Linked DNA regions of Homo sapiens: all the other regions are linked to region 1. Evidence: chromatin loops called from intact Hi-C (ENCODE). Cell type or tissue: Caco-2. All regions are shown on one strand.

Region 1 (8,000 bases):
CTCCTTGAAGCCAGGTTTAGAGCTCTATAGAGGGCAGCCGAGAGACAGATCTTCGACCGAATCGTCTAAGGAACTAGCTTCAAAATGGCGTTCAAGTTCCACAAGCTTCGGTTTAGTATCTCCACACTAGCTCTTTCTTCTTTCTGTTCCCCCAAAACTTCCTTTACTTCTCTCATTTTTTTTGTCTGCTATTACTACTATACTAATTGGCTTAGCTTTTAGTTTTCAAATAACGTCAAGTTTAGAGAAAAGTTGCAAGAACAGTAAAAACTTCTGTAATATGTAGATAAATACGTGATAAAATAACTTTGGAAAGCTATTGGCCGGGCGCGGTGGCTCACGCCTGTAATCCCAGCACTTTGAGAGGCCAAGGTGGGCGGATCACGAGGTCGGAGTTCGAGACCAGCCTGGCCAAGATGGTGAAACCCCGTCTCTACTAAAAATACAAAAATTAGCCGGCGTGGTGGCGCGCGCCTGTCATCCCAGCTACTCAGGAGGCTGAGGCAGAATAATCACTTGAACCCGGGAGGCGGAGGTTGCAGTGAGCCGAGAACGTGCCACTGGACTCCAGCCTGGGCGACAGAGCGAGACTACGTCTCAAAAAGAAAGAAAGAAAAGAAAGCTGTTAGGCCTGGCGCGGTGGCTCACGCCTGTAATCCCAGCACTTTGGGAGGCCGAGGTGGGCGGATCACGAGGTCAGGAGATCGAGACCATCCTGGCCAACATGGTGAAACCCCATCTCTACTAAAAATACCAACAATTAGCTGGGCGTGGTGGCATGTGCCTGTAATCCCAGCTACTCTGTAGACTGAGGCGGCAGAATCGCTTGAACCAGGGAGTCGGAGGTTGCAGTGAGCCAAGATACCACCACTGCACTCCAGCCTGGTGACAGAGCAAGACTCCGTCTCAAAAAAAAAAAAGAAAAGAAAAGAAAAGAAAAAAAAGAAAGAAAAGAAATGGCAACACGGCAAAACCCCGTCTCTACTAATATACAAAAAATTAGCTGGGCATGGTGGCACATGCTTCTAATCCCAGCTACTCGGGAGGCTGAGGCATGAGACTTGCTTGAACCGGGGAGGCGGAGGTTACAGTGAGCCAAGATCGCACCACTGCACTCTAGCCTGAGACCTGTCCCAAAACAAAAAAAATAAAATACATACAGTTCAGTGGCATTAATGGCATTCACATTGTTGTGCAACTATCACCATTATTCATCTCTAAGACTTTTTCATCGTGTAAAACTAAATGCTTTGATTATACATTTTGACTATTGAAAATATTAACATTATTCCAAAAGTCAAAACTAAACAGACTAGTGTACTTAGAGAAGTGTCATTCCCTCCCCTAACTGTTGCATTCCATTTCCACCAATTCCTATAGGTAACCGATTTCATTACTTTCTGGTTTATCTTGTGTGTTTCCTTTTGCAAAAATAGGCAAATACCTGTATGTTTTCTTATTTCTCTATTTTATACAAATGTAGCATAAAAATCCATTATCATTTTACATAAGTCTTCCTCATTCCTTTTTTACAGCTGCAAAATCTGTGGTGTATATGTGCTATAGTATATTCAGTCAATCTCCTATGTTGGAATATTTAGGTAGTTTCAAGAATATTTCAATTTCAATAATGCTGAAATGAATAACTTTGTGCACACATATTTTCATATTGCTGGATGTCTCTCTCCAAGGTAGGTTACTAGAAGTGGGATTGCTGGATTAAAGGATAAATATATGTGTAGTTTTTTTAGATATTGCCAAATTATAGATGTTGTAACGTTTTGCCTTCCCACCAGCAACGTATTAATATAAAGGGTGCCTGACTCCCCACAGCCTTGCTAATAGCATGTAGTGTCAAGCTTTTGGATTTTTGCCAATATGATAGGTAAGATATCCCTTTTAAACTTTAAAATTTTTATTTTTAAAACATACACATAGTAAAATTCACTTTTTGGTGTACAGTTCTATGCGTTTTGACAAATGCATACAATTGTGTCACCACCACCACAATTAAGGACAGAATAGCTCTAGCATCATAAAAACACCCTTGTTTGACCTCTTTGTGATCAACCCTTTTCCCTACCCCTAGCCCCTGGCAGCCACTAATCTGTTCTCTGTACCAATGAGTTTGCCTTTTCCAGAATGTCATATATAGATTGAATCATACAGTATGTCTCAGTGTACTTTTATTTTGCATTTTTTCTTTTTTCTTTCCTTTTTTTTTTTTTTTGAGATTGAGTTTCGCTCTTGTTGCCCAGGCTGGAGTGTGATAACACGATTTCAGCTCACTGCAAACTCCGCCTCCAGGGTTGAAGCGATTCTTCTGCCTCAGACTCCCATGTAGCTGGGATTACAGGCCTGCGCCACCACACCGGGCTAATTTTTAAATTTTTAGTAGAGACGGGGGTTTTGCCATGTTGGTCAGGCTGGTCTTGAACTCCTGACCTCAGGTGATCCACCCACTTCGACTTCCCAAAGTGCTGAGATTACAGGCATGAGCCATCGCACCCGGCCTGCATTTTCTTAATATAAGTTTCCATAAATGATTTAACTTTTTTTCACATCTGTATTTCACATCTCTTCACTTCGGAACCAGCTATTTTTCTTTCCATCCCATCTCCTTGTCTCTCCAACATACTGAAATTAATTTCCTGGTTTTTTTATCCAGTAGCGCCTAAAATAATAGTCATATAATATTTTCCACACCATCAAAATAAATCCAAATTGTAGGCAGATTGATTTTATCTTGTTGGTGTTTTCCTTCTTTACAACCTTACTTTTGTACCCATCCCCCAAACAAAATAATGAATAAAAAGAAGGAATTTGCTGTCTATAACCTGCAATTAAAGTCCTTGTTGGTGCTTTAAATATTAAGTCAAGGAGTTTAACTGAAAAAACAAACAAAAAAAGCCGGCCGGGCTTGGTGGCTCACGCCTGTAATCCCAGAACTTTGGGAGGCCGAGGCGGGCGGATCACCTGAGGTCAGGAGTTCGAGACCAGCCTGCCCAACATGGCGAAACCCCGTCTCTACTAAAATACAAAAAATTAGCCAGGCGTGATGGCGGGCGCCTGTAATCCCAGCTACTCGGGAGGCTGAGGCAGGAGAATCGCTTGAACCCGGGAGGCGTAGGTTGCAGTGAGCCGAGATGGCGCCACTGCACGCCAGCCTGGGCTACAAGAGCGAAATTCCATCTCAAAAAAAGCCATAAATAAACAAAAACTTTAAAAAATAATCTTTGATGTCCTCTTTTTTCAGCGCTCCTGGCAGTTTCTAGGACACAATAGGTATTCAACAAGCTCTTGTTCATATTTACCTTTAAAAATTTCCCTCAGTGGTATTAGGTATATTTTTGCTTTCCTACTTTTATTTTTTCACTTTGAAGTACTTTGGAGGCAGGATAACGGACTAAATAGCTCTTATCCCTCACGCGGCTAGGTCCCATTTTTCTAGAATATTACATGAAGGCGGCGAATTTCAAGGACTTCTAAATGAGTCTTTGAAAGATTCTGTTCTAGCAACTTCAAGCCATTTTGGACTCCGAAAACTCCGCAATATTTCACAACTGCGCATGCGTGCTTGGAAAGCGTCAGCGCGCTAGATGTTTACGTATCGAGAAAGGGGCGGGTCATTATCTTTAGCGGACCAATGAAAACGCTCCAGATTATCTTTTTTCTATTGGCCGACCGGGGCCAATTAGAAATCAACCTTCTTTTAGCGGGCGTGTAGCGCCAGCGCGCTGTGACGTAATGTGAGGGGTCTCCCGGCAGGGCTGAGCTGGACCAATGAGGAAAGGCAAGGGGCCGATTTGCCTGTTCTCACGCCCCACCCTCAGACCTAGCCGGAGCAAAGTTTCACTTATAGAAGGGAGAGGAGCGAACATGGCAGCGCGTTGGCGGTTTTGGTGTGTCTCTGTGACCATGGTGGTGGCGCTGCTCATCGTTTGCGACGTTCCCTCAGCCTCTGCCCAAAGAAAGAAGGAGGTGAGAACGCGGTTTCCAGCAGCATGGGCTTTTCCCAATGACTGGGGCTTAAGAGGGTCTGTTCGCCTCTTCCCAGCCCCCTTTCCCTGCCGCTTCTATGCCTTTGGTGGCTTCAATTACGCGGTTTTCGGAGTTGTGGAATTCGTGAGAGAAGGAACTGTAACTCTTTGTCTTCTGGGGATGTAGAATCTGAGAGTGGAGTAGCGTAGGTGACAGCCCGACTTCTACAGTCTTGTGAATGTGCATAGCTATGAGTTTTGACACTTTTGAGTGTGGGCCCCGTCAGGTGTTGGGGGTGGGGAGTTCGACTTTAGATCCCAGGAGTAGGATATCTGAGACTCTATACTGCTGGCCGATGTAACTCCCTGAATGATGTGTAAGAGTTCTCTATTTTCTAGCATTTTCATTTCAGGAGTGTGAGAGTTAGACCAAAGAGTGAAATTATGCCAGATTTATTACTTTGTCCAAATAATTGTTTCAAGGCAATTTACCAGATTGAAAGCTCCTAACCATTTTCAATCATTCCACAAATGTAAGCATGCTAGGCAATGTTCTAGGCACTTGATATACATAAATGAACAAAACTAAGATCTTGTGGAACTCATAGGCTTTAGGAAGTGGAGGAGATACAGTATTCTCACCATTAAGCAATCCAGGTAGAGGAATTTTAACAATGCGTTTTCAAACGTTTGTGATTTGGAGTCCTATACTCTTAGGACTTTAAGACTACTAGCAATTACTTATACCCTCTAATTTTATAGATGAGAAAAAGAGTCTTAAATTTAGAAAATGAACGAGGACTCAAACCCTACGTCAGTCATTCTAACTCTATTTCCTGTACATTCTGTGCTTCCTCTAATAGAGAAAAACTGTGCACATACTCTAAAAATACCAGTTAAGCACTTCAGATACTTGTCTACTTGAGCTGAATTAAGAAAGAAAGCTATCTTCTCTATGTTTCTAAGTATTTGAACTATTCCATAAGAAGAAAAACTAAGCTAGGAAGTTAAACTTAATGAGTTGCTTATTAGATTGGCAAAGAGTACAATAAAAATATACAATTGTCAAAAGTATCGTGAAGTGAGCAGGCTCAGACACTGAAACTAGAAATTGATGTCCTTCTTTGGGAGGATCCTAAGCTATGGTTATGTGGAAAAGAAGATGCAGAGCAATGCATAATTTTATGTCTTAGAAATTTTTTATGTTAAAAACAACAGCATCCCCTATATATAAGTATATGTGTATGTATAGAGAAATCTCTGTAAGGATACATGACAATACCTTAACAGTGGCTATCTCTAGGCAGTTGGGATTATCGATGAGGGGAACGTTTTCACGTTTTACTTTACATGCTGGTATTGCTGGTATTACCTGAATTTCCACGATGACCACTTTTTTTTTTTTTTGAGACCGGGTCTCGCTCTGTTGCCCAGGCTGGAGTTCAGTGGTGGGATCATGGCTCACTGCAGCCTCGACTTCCTGGGCTCTAGTGATCCTCTCACCTCCACCTCCACCTCCCGAATATCTAGGACTACCGGCATGTGCCACAATATCCCTGGCTACTTTTTTATCTTTTTGTAGAAACGGAGTCTCTCTGTGTTGACAGGCTAGTCTCAAACTCCTGGGCTCAAGTGTTGCTTCCGCCTTGGCCTCCCAAAGTGTTGGGATTACAGGTGTGAGCCACTGTGCCTAGTCCACTTATTCTTTTTAATTAAAAAGTGAAGGCTTTTTAAAACTTAGCATTTCTACCAGTGAAATTATATTTATTCATTGACTCTCTCACTGAACTGGAAGCACAACAGCCTAGCTGAAAATAGGTTTTGTTTTTTTTTTAAAGGAATCAGCACTGAATTGTATACTTTAAAATGGTCAATATGGTGAATTTTATGTTAAGGCAATAAATTACATGCCTTCCTTGATCTTTCTGTACTCTCTTGGAAGTACATTCACCCTTTTCATGCATGTACAAGACTTATGCGAGAATATCTTCCTTTTCTCTTACCCCACCCTTTCATTCACCTGAAGATTCCTACTCTTCAAGTCTTAGCTCAAACAGTATCTTCTTTCTTCCTCGGCTAAAGTTTTCTTGGTGCCTCCAGGTGAACTGAGATGAATTCAGCACAGCATATAGTCATTGTAGGTATGTATGTATTTATTTGGAGACAGGGCCTCTTACACAGGCTGCATGCTGTGCAATGGCACTATCATGACTCACTGCAGCCTCTACTTCCTGGGGTCAAGTGATCCTCCCACCTTGGCCTCCCAAAGTGCTGAGATTACAGGAGCGAGCCTCCATGCCTGACCTGTATTGTCCTTGTTTATATGCCAGTCTTTGCCCTAACACTGTAAGCATCTTGAATGCAAAAACTTCTTAATTTTTCTTTACCTCACATCCAGCATTTTCTGTCAAAATGTCCTCAACAAACATCAGATTAACTGTGTACTTATATAAAATCAGGAATCTGTTCTTTCTTTTTATAAATGTATATATATATTTAAAAAAATTTTTTTTCAGACAGGGTCTCACTCTGTTGCCAAGGCTGGAGTGTAGTGGCATGATCATAGCTCAGTACAGCCTTATGACCTCACTGGGCTCAGGTGATCCTCCCACCTAAGACTTCCCAGCTGGGACTACAGGCATGTGCCACCATGCCTAGTTAATTTTTATATTTTTTGTAGAAATGGGGTTTTGCTGTGTTGTCCAGGCTGGCCTTGAACTCCTGGACTCAAGTGATCTACCCACCTTGGCCTCCCAAAGTGCTGGGATTACAGGCATGAGCCACTGTGTTCAGCCGGGAATCTGTTCTTTCAGTTGTAGGTTTTCTTAGATTTCACAACATAAAATTGGATTTTCTCATCAGTAAGCATGGAATTTATATAGGCTGCTAAAGATGATTTAGTTTTTCCTCCTTCCCTCTCTGAGAATGGTTTAGGCTGTCTTTAAAAAGACTACTATGATACTCCTTAGACACAGTTTCAAAATATGGGTGTTCTGTTGCAGAACATTTTTTTGTCAATTTTTGAAAACATTATTTAAAAAAATTCCAGGTCTATCTACTATAATAAATTTGACTTTAAATAATAGGGTAATGTCTGATCTTAAAATCTATTTTTTGCTGGGTGCAGTGGCTCACGCCTGTAATCCCAGCACTTTGGGAGGCCGAGGCGGGTGGATCACTTGAGGTCAGGAGTTCAAGACCAGGCTGGCCAACTTGGGGAAACCCCGTCTCTACTAAAAATACAAAAAAAATTAGCCAGCCAGGGTGGCACATGCCTGTAGTCCCAGCTACTCAGGAGTCTGAGGCATGAGAATCGCTTGAACAAGAGAGCGAGACTCTGTCTCAAAAAAAAAAAAAGTGTGCATATATGTATATTCTTTTTAAAAGATACCTCCCCTAAATAAATATGATTAAAAATCACTCAAGTTCCTCATAGTTGTCTATTGCTAAATGGAATGCTACCCTGCTTATTATTTATACCTTTAACAATGTTTTCATTGGAACGTGGACTTATTTTTCTTTTTAAATTTTTAAAAATGTTTTGTGGAGACCGGGTCTCACTATGTTGACCAGGCTGGTTTCAAACTCCTGGCCTCCAGCAATCCTCCTGCTTTGACCTCCTAAAGTGACAGAATTACAGGCGTGAGCCACTGAGCCCAGCCATTTATTCTCTGATATTTATCGAATGCATTCTACATGCCAGGCACTATAGTTTACACTCATTATCTATAATACACACATTAACATTGCAGAGTAAGTATTAACCCCTTCGAAAGATAAGGGGACTTTAAAGATGAGGGGACTGGCCAGGCATGGTGGCTCATGCCTATAATCCCAGAACTTTGGGAGGCTGAGGTGGGAGGATCCCTTGAGGTGATGGGAGGATCCCTTGAGGCCAAGAGTTTGAGCCCAGCCTGAACAACATAGCCAGACTCATCTCTACCCACCCCAGATAGATAGATAGATAGATAGATAGATAGATAGATAGATAGATGAGGGAACTGACAGTAAGCAAGAGGG
Region 2 (8,000 bases), 1.7 Mb after region 1:
GTGTTGTTATCTTTAAGGCAAAATTAGGAATGCCTTTCTTCTCCAGATATCGGAATATCTGGACACTCCCAAGTCTGGGTCTGTTTAGTAAACGTTATTAATTTGTTCCCTTAACCGTAAACATCTAGAGGCTGGGAATACCTAACTTTCTGGGAATGCAGCCCAGCAAGCCTCAGCTTCATTTTCCTAGCCCTCACTCGGAATGGAGTCGCTCTGGTTCAAACGCCTCTGACAATATCACCCCGTTTTATTTTCTATCACTTACCACTATCTGAAATTAAGTAGATAATTTGTTTACTCTCTGTCCCCACCCACTAGAATGAGAACGCGGCCCTTGCATCCTTACGTGTGTCTGGCATATAAGGGGTGCTCAATGATTATTTGTTTCATGGATGAACAGATTTATGGATGGCTGGGTGGATGACGATCTTAGAAGGGGTTCCAGGGCTAGCTGGCTTTCTGTTTCTCCCACTCAAGCACCCAAGCCCTGACCCACAAAGTAAAGGAACAGGCGAAACTTCTCGCCAAATAGCTTCAAGGCAGAAACTACGCAGCTGGCTTGGGAATTCCGTACAACGCGAACGCGCATGCACAGGCAGGACTGAGCGTGTCCATCTTCGCATTACTCCCGGAGATGACTCTCGGAAACGGTCCGAGGACTAACGTCTTTCTCTTCCTCGCCCTCATTCCTCCCAGTAACGTCCGCTACAAAAGAAACCGTGCACAAAATAAACTCGGGCGGCGGGTAGAAAGGAGACAGCCGAATTCCCTACACCCATGATCAACACGCCCACACCTCCCATCAGGCACGGCGCTCCCGCCTCCCCGAAGAGGCGGTGGAACGTGGTGGTGGGGGGGGTGCTGGGGGAGGGCTGGCGGGGGGAGGGCCGGGGGAAGGAGCGGGGCGGGAACGTCCTTCTGCTACTGCTATGGCTTCCGGGGCAGCACTTCGGCAGACCGCCCGCCTCCCAGTTGCAAATCGACTTCCGGGGCACCCCCACCGGCTGCCCGGTGGGTTCTCTGCTCGAACTTCTGGCGCTTTTCCCTTCCCGTTTATCTTGTTCAGGTCCCTCAGTGGACTGCTCCAGATCTAAAGAGCAGAAATTGGGCCGCAAAGAGAACGTCCTCCCAGACTTTCTCCGTCGCGGTGAAATTATGCCCGTTTGGTGGCAGTATGTATTCACAGATGCGTGCAGCTCTGCTCTTACCCCGCCCTTCGCGTTTAGAAAAAAAGCGCCGTTCCTCAGAGTCAAAACAAAGTTTCTTTCCGCTGTAGAGGCACAGCTTTTAGGGTGGCCTACTAACTCCCGCTTTTTCTTTTCTGAAATCTCTGTGCCAATCTGATGGACAGAAGAGCGACAAAAAATATTTTTAACGTGAGATTCTTTGTTGACTAGCCTGCTTGTAAACTTTCTGACATATGCCTTTTTTTTTTTTTTTTTTTCCATAGGGCTGTGAACCCCTGATATCTGAGAGGTGTCTCAGTCAATTTAGAAAGTTTATTTTGCCAACGTTAAGGACCCGCCCATGACAGCCTCAGGAGGTCCTGACGACACGTGCCCAAGGTGGTCAGGGCACAGCCTGCTTCCATACATTTTAGTGAGACATGAAACATCAATCATTTTATGTAAGATGTAAAGTGGTTCGGTCGGGGAAGGATCTTGTGCTGTGAGAGGATTTGACCTTGGCGTGTGTAATGGTAGATGAGAGCTACAAAATTACAAGTGGCTGAAGACAGTTTACAGGAAATGGTCATAGCTGCCCCTCTCTTTTTTCCCCTCTTAGGAAGTTATTGTTTAGGATCCGAATTCTAATTTGGAGATGCATTCTACAGTGTCTTCTCCATTGCTTTTCCTCCCCAAATTAATCTTGTTGTTTTGTGTGTGCATCTGCGTGAAGAGCTGTACTGTTGTTTTCATAGATACATGAGAGACTGTTTCCTGACCTCCAAAGGGAAAGGGCATTTTGCTCTTCCCAGCAGAAAGGCACCCCTGGGTGACTTGGAGCCCAGTGGGAGTGTCTGGGGGTGTTGACCCCCGTGACAACCAGCAGCCCTACAGGGAACCTACAACAAAATAGTTTTAAAAAGCTCATCCAGGAAATGCCTATTAGAGCTGATCACTTTGCTTTGACCCTCCCATAGGTGCTAGACCTCCAGAGAGAGAAAATGAGACACATAAGGTGGAAATTACTCTGTGGTGACACACTGTGGAGTCCTGCCCACAACCCGGATACTTGGACCCACTCCACTGAAACCTTAGGCCACAGCTAAGTTCCTTCCTTCAAAAAATAAATCTAAGAAAGAGGAAAAACAGGAATGACCTCCTTTCAGGCACTCTGTTGGTTTTATGGCGCCTCTTCTTGCGAATGTTTGTGTAAAATTGACATACTGTGGTCCTTTTCTGCACAATTACGGCAAGGAAAATTCAGATCGCAAAGGTCCACCTGTGAGTATAAAGTTCCTAAGTTCTCTGTGTATGGCTCTGCTTTCTTTTTTGCCTGCATTAAGTCTGCTGTTACATTTCTACTGAGATAAAATCCACCATTTGCATCCATCCATTTCATTTTGTTATTGTTTTTGTAAACCAATGAGTTTGTATTAATATCTCATGACTAGAGTTCTGAAGTAAAAGCTATAGGATTTTTGGTTGTGTGGCAGGGCAGGTCTCACAGCTGAACAGGGAGGCCTCCTTAACAACTGTTTCAGCACTGACTGGTTAAATATTAAAAGCTGAAAGAGCCAGTGCCCTTATACAAAGGCTGGGATTTAACAAAAGCCCACCAAGAATTTTGCCTATGTCCTCCTGGGCCTTGAAGCATGACAAGATAAAGGAATTCTTAACAGGACCCCTTTGGGATTAAACAAGTTTTTATTGGAGGTCTGAAGAAACTCCCCAGACCTCCACAAACAAGTTTTACTGGTGGTCTAAAGGAACTTCTAAAACCTCTATGGATTTACAGCAGACAAGATAAGGGTAATCACCCCAAGCACCTGGACCCATCTAGATTAAGTAAATTTACTGAGGCTCCAGAGGAAGGTCTTCAAAACTGAGAACTTAGTTGTAGATTAAAAGAAGTTAATAACTTATGTCTTTAGATGAATGCAAAGTTATATGTAAACATATAGCTTAAAAGGTATATAAGCTTTGGAAAACTTTGTAATTTTGAGTTGGTCTGACGACAGTCTCTCCACAGGGAGAAGGCCTCGAAAATATTGGCAGACCAAGTAAAAATTACAAAGTTTTCTGAGCTTATATAAACTCTCTTCTTTCCCAGTTCATCTGCATCTCATTACCGGGTAGCAGGAATAAGTAGGCTGACCCTCAGTTTGGACCGGGAACAGCTGTGTAAGTGTGTATGTGTGTGTTTATATGTATGTACACGTATTTTGTTGTGTTTTGGGCCACAAGGTACCACACTGGCTTAACAAGTACTCATAAATTAATTAGCCCAAATGCTTTTCATCTTTATATGACTTAAGTAAAATCTGTCATATGCTTGCTTAAAAATTATTGGTAAACTAATAACAGAAATTTCTTAAAAATTGCCAGCATACATTTTTGCATTTATTAATCAAGCAATTTCATACTTATCAAAATGTGGCACATATACACCATGGAATACCATGCAACCATAAAAAATGATGAGTTCATGTCCTTTGTAGGGACATGGATGAAATTGGAAATCATCATTCTCAGTAAACTATCGCAAGGACAAAAAACCAAACACCGCATGTTCTCACTCATAGATGGGAATTGAACAATGAGAACACATGGACACAGGAAGGGGAACATCACACTCTGGGGACTGTTGTGGGGTGGGGGAAGGGGGGAGGGGGGAGGGACAGCATTAGGAGATATACCTAATGCTAAATGACGAGTTAATGGGTGCAGCACACCAGCATGGCACATGTATACACATATGTAACTAACCTGCACATTGTGCACATGTACCCTGAACCTTTAATAATTAAAAAAAAAATTTGGCATGCGGGTTACAAAACTATAAATCCGGCAAAAACAGAATTTTTGCTTGTATAATTTTTGATAAAAAAATTAATATTGGATTAATGAAAATCGCTAAATATCCAATTATTCAGTAAAATAACCATATATTTAATCTTAAGGCTTTTACTTAGGTAAACACCTGAAATTCACAGGCTATAAAATGGTTGAAAAGGAAATAAAATGACTATCGCAGTTTCATAAATAATCTAGGTAAACTATTAGAAAAAGTAGGTAAATGTAATGAGATAAATGCTTTTAGACAAAACTTGTTATAATTTAGATTCTGAAGTTATAGTAAGATAAGTTATGACATTAACTGGGTATTTTTCAATTTAAAAAATATGGAAAGCTAATCAGAAACTCGAATGCAACCAGTGTGTCTTTATCTACCTATGACCTTCCTAGTCACCTCACCAATTCAAGTTGTCCCACCTTTAGAGACCGAACCAGTATACATCTTACATATTGATGTTTCATGTCTCCCTAAAATGTATGGAAGCAGGCTGTGCCCTGACCACCTTGGGCACGTGTCGTCAGGACCTCCTCAGGCTGTCATGGGCGCGTCCTTAACGTTGGCAAAATAAACTTTCTAAATTGACTGAGACACCTCTCAGATATCAGGGGTTCACAGCCCTATGGAAAAAAAAAAAAAAAAAAAGGCATATGTCAGAAAGTTTACAAGCAGGCTAGTCAACAAAGAATCTCACGTTAAAAATATTTTTTGTCGCTCTTCTGTCCATCAGATTGGCACAGAGATTTCAGAAAAGAAAAAGCGGGAGTTAGTAGGCCACCCTAAAAGCTGTGCCTCTACAGCGGAAAGAAACTTTGTTTTGACTCTGAGGAACGGCGCTTTTTTTCTAAACGCGAAGGGCGGGGTAAGAGCAGAGCTGCACGCATCTGTGAATACATACTGCCACCAAACGGGCATAATTTCACCGCGACGGAGAAAGTCTGGGAGGACGTTCTCTTTGCGGCCCAATTTCTGCTCTTTAGATCTGGAGCAGTCCACTGAGGGACCTGAACAAGATAAACGGGAAGGGAAAAGCGCCAGAAGTTCGAGCAGAGAACCCACCGGGCAGCCGGTGGGGGTGCCCCGGAAGTCGATTTGCAACTGGGAGGCGGGCGGTCTGCCGAAGTGCTGCCCCGGAAGCCATAGCAGTAGCAGAAGGACGTTCCCGCCCCGCTCCTTCCCCCGGCCCTCCCCCCGCCAGCCCTCCCCCAGCACCCCCCCCACCACCACGTTCCACCGCCTCTTCGGGGAGGCGGGAGCGCCGTGCCTGATGGGAGGTGTGGGCGTGTTGATCATGGGTGTAGGGAATTCGGCTGTCTCCTTTCTACCCGCCGCCCGAGTTTATTTTGTGCACGGTTTCTTTTGTAGCGGACGTTACTGGGAGGAATGAGGGCGAGGAAGAGAAAGACGTTAGTCCTCGGACCGTTTCCGAGAGTCATCTCCGGGAGTAATGCGAAGATGGACACGCTCAGTCCTGCCTGTGCATGCGCGTTCGCGTTGTACGGAATTCCCAAGCCAGCTGCGTAGTTTCTGCCTTGAAGCTATTTGGCGAGAAGTTTCGCCTGTTCCTTTACTTTGTGGGTCAGGGCTTGGGTGCTTGAGTGGGAGAAACAGAAAGCCAGCTAGCCCTGGAACCCCTTCTAAGATCGTCATCCACCCAGCCATCCATAAATCTGTTCATCCATGAAACAAATAATCATTGAGCACCCCTTATATGCCAGACACACGTAAGGATGCAAGGGCCGCGTTCTCATTCTAGTGGGTGGGGACAGAGAGTAAACAAATTATCTACTTAATTTCAGATAGTGGTAAGTGATAGAAAATAAAACGGGGTGATATTGTCAGAGGCGTTTGAACCAGAGCGACTCCATTCCGAGTGAGGGCTAGGAAAATGAAGCTGAGGCTTGCTGGGCTGCATTCCCAGAAAGTTAGGTATTCCCAGCCTCTAGATGTTTACGGTTAAGGGAACAAATTAATAACGTTTACTAAACAGACCCAGACTTGGGAGTGTCCAGATATTCCGATATCTGGAGAAGAAAGGCATTCCTAATTTTGCCTTAAAGATAACAACACTGATTCTTGCAAAACATAGTAATTAAGAAAATTAATCCTCTATCACAAACCCTTGTAGCAGAGCACATCTCCTCATATAACAAGCATTGTACCTAGGGTGGACGCATTCCTCCTCTTACTTTTGGGAACGTCCTACTCTGTCTATGGAGTAGCTGCCCTTTCACCACTGTGCTTTCTCAATAAACTTGCTTTTGCTTTGCACTGTGAACTCGCCCTGAATTATTTCTTGCGCGAGATCCAAGAACCCTCTCTTGGGGTCTGGATCAAGACCCCTTTCCTGTAACAATATGACAAAGAAATGCGGTGGATGTTATACCCATTTATACTTGGTGGTCAGACTCGGCTTCTTTCAAAAATGACAGTTGAAGACATTAGGAAGGGTCCTGTATGGCTTTGATGACCTTGATAAGGGTCAAGGCTTCTTCCTGGTTTTGCCTTGTCTCAGGCTTATTAACAGAGACTTAGATCACCACAAAATATTGATAGGTCTGCTGCTTCATTCCCTGCAGTTGCTCCTATACTCTGAAAACTAGCATCAGAGTACAAAATTCTAATAGAAGGACTAAGCGGGGTCAGGAAGTGCCAGCGCTCCAGCGTGAAAAACAAAAGCTGTTAGGTTAGGGCCTTGAGCACTTAGGTTAAAGGCCTTTTTCCACTGACCCCCCCAGGAGCCCAGAGGGATGGGGAAGTCTGGTTTCCTTCTTCTTTGTGGCCTGCCTTCCCTCTGGCCTCCTTGTTCTATGGGTCCTGGGATCTTATCCTTCTGGATTAGGTCATTATGGGGCTTTGCTTTGCTGTAATGGAGCAGCGTGTCACAGACAGACCTCTAGTGCTATCAATGGAAAGCCAGTGGAATTTTAATTCTGAATAAGTGTTTGGAATGGGCCCACGGTGCAGTATCTCCTATGCGGTTTTGGAGGCCTTGTAGAATTGGCACAAGTGACCAGGGCTGTGATAGTTTAAGGAATTCTATGTCTCAGCATGAAGTTAAAACCATGATGACAACGGTGTATAAAACAGTGGGGCTTACTGGTTTCCCTTTTCATCCTCTGAGTGTCCTTTCTGGCCTGTTTCTCACTTTCAGATTTGGGCCCAATTACCTAATTGTGTGAGCTCTATCTCTCTGAGCAAAACTGAAAGTGCAGTTGTGCATAAGGCGGAAGTCCGGGTGGATTGTGTTCTATCCTATTATGTATTAGGCCTATCCGCCTCTTCAGCATGACTGAAGAAATAAGCGTAAACACTGACAACTTATTTCCTCACTCGGATCTCTCCACGCCACCCTCACCAGCAAGGGGAAACCTGTGTTCAGAGGTGGGAAAGGCTAGCAAAAGCCACAGTTTTCTGGCTGGATCATAAAGAATGAACATTGTCTGATCTGGAAACACCCAGGGTCCCTATCCATTTAAACCAAAACATCTTTCTGCCAGGTTTGTAGTCCAAATCTTCCAACTACTCATTTCTCTCAAGCCTTCGTCTCCGTTCACCCTTCTATTTCACAACTTATTTTCTCTCTGCAAGCCTCCAACACTGCCTCCCGACTCCTCACATTCAGCCTCTGACCTTCCTTTCTAATTCGCTGAGAAAATTGCCTGAGAGTCAACCCAAATTAACAAGTCAAAAATCGAACTCTCCCATCTTCCCCTAGAAACCTCCTCCCACTGCAGCGTCCCCCCTCGCCCCACCCCTCACAGTTAAGGCCACTCTTATCCTTCCAATTGTTCATGCTATAGACTTGAGGGTGATCCTTCACGCCACTGTTTTACTCACCCCTCATTTCCATCTGTGAAGAAATCCTTTGAGCTCTCTTGTCAAAATAGATCCAGAATCTGACATCTGACGATGGGAGACATTCATCTCAGGGAAAAGCATAGGTGCCCCTTCTGAGCAGTTTGTCAGATTCGATCTCA
Region 3 (8,000 bases), 130 kb before region 1:
AGCTACTTGCTGGTCTGTGCACGGGCTCACATCTGTAATCCCAGTACTTTTGGAGGCTAAGGCAGGAGGATCATTTGAGGCCAGGAGTTTGAGACCACCCTGGGCAACATGGTAAGACCTCATCTCTACAAAAAAAATTTGTGAAAAATTAGCCAGGTATGGCCGGGCACAGTGGCTCACGCCTGTAATCCCAGCACTTTGGGAGGCCAAGGCAGGTGGATCACCTGAGGTCAGGAGTCCGAGACCTGCCTGGCCAACATGGTGAAACCCCGTCTCTATTAAAAATGCAAAAATTAGCTGGGCATGGTGGCACATGCCTGTAATCCCAGCTACTTGGGAGGCTGAGGCACAAGAATTGCTTGAACCTGGAAGGCAGAGGTTGCAGTGAGCCGAGATCATGCCATTGCACTCCAGCCTGGGTGACAAGAGCGAAACTCGGTCTCAAAAAAAAAAAAAAAATTAGCCAGGGATGGTGGTGCATGCCTGCAGTTGCAGCTACTCGGGAGGCTAAGGTAAGAGAATCGCTTAAGCCCAGAAGTTTGAGGCTGCAGTGAGCCATGATTGCACCACTGCATTCCTGCCTGGGCAACAGAGCGAGACCCTGTCTCAAAAATAAATAAATAAATAAATAAATAAATAAATAAATAAATAAATACCAAAAAAACTTCCCAACAATCCTTTTGTTCAGTGTGTACTAAACAGACATGAATCACTTAAAGAAACTTTTTAATATTACAGTAGTGGGCTGGACACAGTGGCTCATGTCTGTAATCCCATATAATAATATCATATATTGAATAGGGTGTCCTTTCCCCATTGCTTGTTTTGGTCAACTTTGTTGAAGATCAGTTGGTTGTAGGTGTGTGGTTTTATTTCTGGGTTCTCTATTTTGTTCAATTGATCTACATGTCTATTTTTGTATCAATACCATGCTTTTGATTACTATAGCCTTGCAGTATAATTTGAAGTCAGGTAATGTGATGCCTCTAGTTTTATTCTTTTTGCTTAGGATGGCTTTGGCTATTTAGGTTCTTTTTCCATATGAATTTTAGGATTGCTTTTTTAATTCTGTGACAGAGGACATTAGTTTTATAGGAATTGTGTTGAATCTATAGATTGCTTTGGACAGTATGGTAGTTTTAATATTAATGCTTCCAATCCATGGGCATGGAATGTTTTTCCATTTGTTTGTGTCTTCTTCAGTTTCTTTCATCAGTGTTTTATGCTTCTCTCTGTAGAGATCTTTCACCTCCTTGGTTAAATGTATTCCTAGGTATGTTTTGTGTGTGATTATTGTAAATGGGATTGAGTTCTTGATTTAGTTCTCGAGTTGGACGTTGCTGGTGTATAGAAATGCTAATAATTTTTGCATGTTGATTTTATACCCTGAAACTTTACTGAAGTAGTTTATCTGGTCTGGGAGTCTTTTGGAGAAATCTTTATGGTTTTCTAGGTATAGAATCATGTCATCAGGAACAGAGATTTTTTTTTTTTTTTTGAGACGGAGTTTTGTTCTTGTTGCCCAGGCGGCAGTTCAATGGCGTGATCTAGGCTCAGTGAAACCTACACCTCCTGGGTTCGAGCAATTCTCTTCCCTCAGTCTCGCAAGTAGCTGGGATTACAGGTGCGTGCCACCATGCCTGGCTAATTTTTGTATTTTTTAGTAGAGATAGGGTTTCACCATGTTGGCCAGGCTGGTCTTGAACTCCCAACCTCAGGGGATCCACCCGCCTCGGCCTCCCAAAGTGCTGGGATTACAGGCATGAGCCACCGCGCCCGGCCGAAATGCATTAACTTCATTGTTTACCCAAAAGTTATTCAGGAGTTGGTTGTTTAGTCTCCCTGTACTTGTGTGGCTTTTAGAGTTCCTCTTGGTATTGATTTCTAATTTTATTCCACTGGAGTCTAGGAAGACGCTTGATCTGATCTAGTTGTTTTTTAATTTATTGAGACTTGCTTTATGATCAAGCCGATGATCAATGTTAGGGAATGTACCATGTTCATATGAGAAGAATATATACTCTGTGGTTATTGAGTGGAGTATTCCGTAGATATCTATTAGGGCCATTTGGTTGAGAATCCAATTTAAGTGCAGAGTTTCTTTGCTAATTTTTGTCCTTGATGATCTCTCTAGTGCTGTCAGTGGGGTACTGAAGTCCTCCACTATTATTGTATGGCAGTCTACCTCTTTTTGTAGGTCTAGCAGTATTTGTTTTATAAATCTGGATGCTCCAATGTTGGGTGCATATGTATTTAAGATAGTTAAATCTTCTTGTTGAATTGAGATCTTTATCATTTTGTAGTGCCCTTCTTTGCCTTTTTTTAAAACTATTGTTGATTTAAACTCTGTTTTATGTAATACAAGAATAGCAACCCCTGCTCTTTGTTTTCCATTTGCATGATAGATCTTTCTCCATCCCTTCACCTTCAACCTATGAGTTATTACCTTTGAGATGGGTCTCTTGATGACAGCAAAAGGATGGATCTTGTTTTTTTATTCCAATTTGCCACTCTATGTCTTTTAAGTGGAGTATTTAGGCCATTTACATTCAAGTTTAATATTGATATATGAGTTTTTGTTCCTTATGGTAGTGTTTGCTAGTTTCTTTGTAGTCTCAATTGTGTAATTGCTTTATAGGGTCTGTGAGCTTTGTATTTATATATGTTTTTGTGGTAGCAAGTATCATTCTTTTGTTTCCATGTTCAGAACTTCTCTGAACATTTCTTATAGCTCTGGTCTGGTGGTGATGAATTTCCTTACTGTTTGCTTGTCTGAGGAAGACTTTGTTTCTACTTCATGTATGAAGCTTAATTTGGCAGGATATGAAATTCCTGGTTGCCAGTTTTTTTTTTCTTTAGGGAAACTAAAAATAGGCTCTCAATCACTTCCAGCTTGTAACATTTCCACTGAGAAGTCTGCTGTTAGCCTGATGGGTTTTGCTCTGTAGGTAATTTGGCCCTTTTCTGTAGCTGCCTTTAAGATATTTTTCTTTTGCATTGACTTTGGATATTCTAATGCCTGTGTGCCCTGAGGATGGTCATCTTGTATAGTGTCTTGCAGGAGTTCTCTGGATTTGAAATTTCTTTACTGAATTTTTCAGTTCCAGCAGTTCCATTTGTTTTTTTTCTTAATATGGCTACCTCGTCTTGCATATCCTGAATCGTTTTTCTGGTTTCTTTACATTGGATTCCAACTTTCATTTGGATCTCATTGAGGTTTCCTTGCAATCCATATTTTAAATTACTTATCTGTCTGCTTAGGATCCGTTGCTAGAGAGCTATTACAATCGTTTGGCGGTGTGAAAACACTTTTTGTACTGCTAGAGTTCTTGCACTGATTCTTTCCCATCCAAGGGAACTTTTGCTTCCTGTTTTTGAATTTGCTATCATTTCCAAGGGACGTTTTCTTTCCTTCTTTTTTTTCCCTTGGGTGCTTTACTGTGGTGCATGTTGTGTGTGATCATTTAGCTTTGTTTTTGGTGCTTTCAGGGGTCCAAGGTGCTGTACAGATTACTTGGTTGTGGATAGCTTCTATGCCATAGCTTTCTCAGATGCTGCTTTTTGTAGTGAGGTATTAGCCATTAGAGCTAACAATCTCCTATAGGGTTTAGGGTGCAGAGGTCCCTGTGGACTTATCTTAAGGGCTAGAACTAAGCCCTTCTGTTAGCAGATTTTAAATTTTATGATGCAGTTCAGGATACACACCAGTAGATGGCACTCAAGAGTAAGAGACAGCAGGTAGGTTGGTGCCAGGTAGAAGCACCTGCCCTGATGCAGGGGTGGTGGGAAGAGATTATATTAGGGTGCACTCGCACTCCTGATCCTGTGCCAGCAAGAACATGATCAGCTTCTCTTTTGTGCCCTTGTTATAGGGCTCCTGACCTTCATTTCATAAGGACTTTGTCCTTTGGTTCCCATGAGTATGCCCCTCTGATAGCTACCACTAAAATGGGTTTGGGTTAGTCTTTTCCCCCAGACCAAAGCAGGCAACTCAGTGATTTGTCTGTCCCTCCTTGCTGGGACAGTGCCACTCTGTCGGGAGAGGGAGTTGAGCCTCGCCCTTGGAAAAAACCCAAGCGGCACGTGACTCACTTGCAGTAGGGGTGGAGCCACCATGAAAAGCATGAAATATGCTTTGTCCAAGTGTGCGCTAGCTGGCCCCTGGTGGGAAATAGCACTGCTGCATCCGCAGCACTGTAGGTGTGGGGGAAGGGTGTGGCAGGAGATGATCTTCTCTCCATGTCTAACCCTAATCCTATCTACCATACTGTCCAAAGCAATCTATAGATTCAACACAATTCCTATAAAACTACTAATGTTCTCTGTCACAGAATTTAAAAAGCAATCCTAAATTTCATATGGAAAAAGAACCTAAATAGCCGAAGCAATCCTAAGCAAAAAGAATAAAACTAGAGGCATCACATTACCCGACTTCAAATTATACTAAAAGACTATAGTAATCAAAACAGCGTGGTATTGATACAAAAATAGACACGTAGATCAACTGAACAAAATAGAGAACCCAGAAATAAAGCCCACACCTACAACCAACTGGTCTTCAACAAAGTTGACAAAAACAAACAATGGGGAAAGGACACCCTATTCAATATATGGTGCTGGGAAAACTAGCTAGCCATATGCAGAAGAATGAAACTGGACTCATATCTCTCACCATATAAAAAAATTAACTCAGGATAGATTGAAGACTTAGATGTAAAACCTCAAACTATAAAAACCCCAAGAAAACCTGGGAAAAACTCTTCTAGACATTATCCTAGGGAAAGAATTTATGACTAAGACCTCAAAAACAATTGCAACAAAACCAAAAATTAATAAAGGAGATTTAATTAAACGAAAGAGCTTCTGCACAACAAAAGAAACAATCAACAGAATAAACACAGAACCTACAGAATGGGAGAAAATATTTGCAAAGTATGCATCCAACAAAGGACTAATATCTAGACTCTATATGAAACTTAAATCAACAAGGATAAAACAACCCTATTTAAAAGTGGGCAAAGGGCATAAATAGACACCTCTCAAAAGAAGACATACAAGTGATAAAAAAAAACACATGAAAAAATACTCAACATCACTAATCATCAGGGAAATGCAACTTAAAACCACAATGAAATACCCCTTCACACCAGTCAGAATGGCTATAATTAAAAAAATCAAAAAATAACAGATGTTGGCAACGATGCAGAGAAAAGGGAACACTTATATACTGTTGGTGGGAATGTAAATCAGTTCAACCTCTACGGAAAACAGTCTGGAGATTTCTCCAAGAACTTAAAATATAACTACCATTTAACCCAGCAATCCCACTACTGGATATCTACCCAAAGGATTTTCTTATATTTATTTTAAATTGTTTTATCAAAAGACAACTGCATGTGTGTGTTTATCACAGCACTCTTCACAATAGCAAAGACATGGAGTCACCCAGGTGCCCATCAATGGTGGACTGGATAAAGGAAATGTAGTACATATACACCATGGAATACTATGCAGCCATAAAAAAAGAAATCATGTCCTTTGAGTAGCATAGGTGAAGCTGGAGGCCATTATCCTAAGTGAGTTAACGTAGGGACAGAAAATCAAATACTACATGTTCTCACTTATAAGCAGGAGCTAAACAATGGCTACACATGGACATAAAGATGAAATCAATGAGCAGTGGGGCCTCCAAAAGGTGAGAAGAAGGGAGGGGGGCAAGGGATGAAAAACTACTTATTGAGTACTATGTTCACTGTTTGGGAGATGGGGTCACTATAAGCCTAAACCCCAGCATCACCCAATATACCCATGTAATAAACAATATATCCACGGGCCGGGCACAGTGGCTCATGCCTGTTATCCCAGCACTTTGGGAGGCCGAGGCAGGTGGATCACCTGAGGTCAGGAATTTGAGACCAGCCTGACCAACATGGCGAAACCCCATCTCTACTAAAAATACAAAAATTAGCCGGGCATGGTGACATAAGCCTGTAATCCCCGCTACTCAGGAGGCTGAGGCATGAGAATCACTTGAACCTGGGAGGTGGAAGTTGCAGTGAGCCGAGATCGTGCCACTGCACTCCAGCCTGGGCAACAGAGCAAGACTCTGTCGCAATAAATAAATAAATAAATAAATAAATAAACAAACAAACAAACAAACATGCACATGTACCTCCTGAATAAAAAATAAAATAAATAAATACAACAAAGTAAGACTTTATTTACTTTGAGTAGGAGTCTCGCTCTGTTGCCCAGGCTGGAGTACATTAGTGCCATCATGGCTCACTGCAGCTCTTATCAGTAACAGTTTTACAGTGTTAGGTTAAGTTCTCAAATACTTAAATATTCATCCAAGAATTATAGATCTATATAGAAACACAGCTGGAAGGGGCTTTCATAGATTTCTAGGCTTATGCTTCCATAAACTTCACATATGTATACATGTTGTTATAGAAAAAGAACAGATTCTTGTCACACGACCAGGAAAAGATTAGGTCTGCAGACACTTTGAAGGGCGAGGGGAAAGGAATTTATTGGCCAAAAAGGAAAAAGGAAAAACAACTCAACAAAATGAGATTGAGTCCTGTTAACAGGCTCTCCACCTCACCGACTGAACCCCAGGTACCACCCAGGAACAGGTCAGTCCAGACTCCTTCCCTATACAAACGGGGTGAACTTCCAGGGGCCCCACCCCATCCTCCCAGTGCGTAGGTGGACATTATTTAGAAAGAATCAGTCGGGGGTAGGGGAGTAGGGCAGGCTTCATCTGGGACCAGCAGTCCGGTTTTTCAACCTTCAGGATGTTTTAGGCTTGAAAGTTTTCAACCTTCAGGGGTTTCGCAGGGGGACCCTTGGCTGTCACCTGCATCTGTCAATATGTTAGATGCTTTCACCTATACTAATTCCAATCCTGTATCTTAGGTACTATTTTCCCTATTTTACAGATAAGAGAACTGAGGATAGTAAAACTTACATGACTTAAAGTTTATATATCTAATTTGAGGCACAGTCCAGTTCTGCTTTACCACTTTACAACACCATAGACAGCATCAGAGAACTAGATGAGTAGACACTAATAATATCTTATATTTGTAAAGCATTTAATAAGTTACAAATTATTTCTAATATATTATTTAACCTTCACAACAACCTTAAGTTACACAAAATGGGTATTATTAAAACCTCACTTTATAGTTGAGGAAACTGAAGCTCAGAGAGCAATTAAGTAGTCTAAGATCATATTGACAGTAAATGACAGAGCTGAAATCCTGAGGTTTTCCTCAATATATCTATAGTCCTCTGTGAAAGCAAAACCATGTCAGAAATGAGACTAAGCATAACATGTAAAAGTTTGGTATTTGCTTTTGGAAAATCACCAGTCATAATAAAATTTTTTTTCCAAAAGGAAATTTTTTATATTTATAAAAATGCAAATATTATTCTTATCACTCTCCCACTCCAAACCTTTAAAGATCCTGGTAATTATTAAAGTTATTTCCAATGAATTACTAATGCAAAAGACTCACAAATTGTTCTGCATATAGTAACGAGTTATTACAAGTCACTTACAGGAAAGTAGGTTTCCACAATTTCAAAATTCAGAAATCCAATTACAATCCATACCAAGAGGGTGGCAATGGAAACAAAAACAATAAAAGGAACAAAATAGCCACTGAGTTTGTCTGCAAACTGCTGGATAGGAGCCTAGAATTAAAAATAACAACAATAATAAGAAGAAGAAGCATATCAAAGTCTTTTCTGATACTGAATGCAGAGTATATTTAGTAGTTAGCACAAATAGAAATATTTTAACAAACTTCATGTTAATGGCCAGGTGTGGTGGCTCACACCTGTAATCCCAACACTTTGAGAGACTAAGGCAGGATGATAGCTTGAGTCCAGGAGTTCGAGACCATCCTGGGCAACTTAGGGAGACCCTGTTTCTATAAAAAAAAATTTTTTTAATTAGCTGGGTGTGGTGGCATGTGCCCACACACAGT

What was found. Peaks named below come from ENCODE experiments on the same cell type or tissue, not always from the same donor. Only the 100,000 strongest peaks of a DNase experiment are listed, where the experiment ranks them.
Region 2: a loop joins it to region 1, with 12 times the contacts of the local background. A loop is called at or near these places in 4 of 110 quality-filtered maps.
Region 3: it touches region 1 in a loop (4-fold over the local background); 16 of 110 quality-filtered maps call a loop at or near these places.

The regions. Positions count from the first base shown.
Region 1 is chrX:77,891,290-77,899,289 of GRCh38, reverse strand. MAGT1 (magnesium transporter 1) reads left to right here and starts at 3,855. Exons shown (of 10, transcript NM_001367916.1): 1 at 3,855-3,981. The coding sequence starts at 3,880. RefSeq lists an enhancer at 3,859-4,108. In Caco-2, no CTCF peak of the experiment used is centred here; a DNase peak (open chromatin) is centred at 3,729; H3K4me3 peaks cover 2,948 bases.
Region 2 is chrX:76,142,600-76,150,599 of GRCh38, reverse strand. No RefSeq gene overlaps it. Among named protein-coding and RNA genes, the nearest start is that of PBDC1, 26 kb to the left of the region's middle. RefSeq lists enhancers at 1,619-2,153, 4,477-5,296. In Caco-2, no CTCF peak of the experiment used is centred here; no DNase peak of the experiment used is centred here; H3K4me3 peaks cover 1,963 bases.
Region 3 is chrX:78,020,649-78,028,648 of GRCh38, reverse strand. It overlaps ATP7A (ATPase copper transporting alpha), which reads right to left. Exons shown (of 23, transcript NM_000052.7): 14 at 7,570-7,704. Among named protein-coding and RNA genes, the nearest start is that of PGAM4, 55 kb to the right of the region's middle. In Caco-2, a CTCF peak has its summit at 3,739 (motif pointing right); a DNase peak (open chromatin) is centred at 4,108.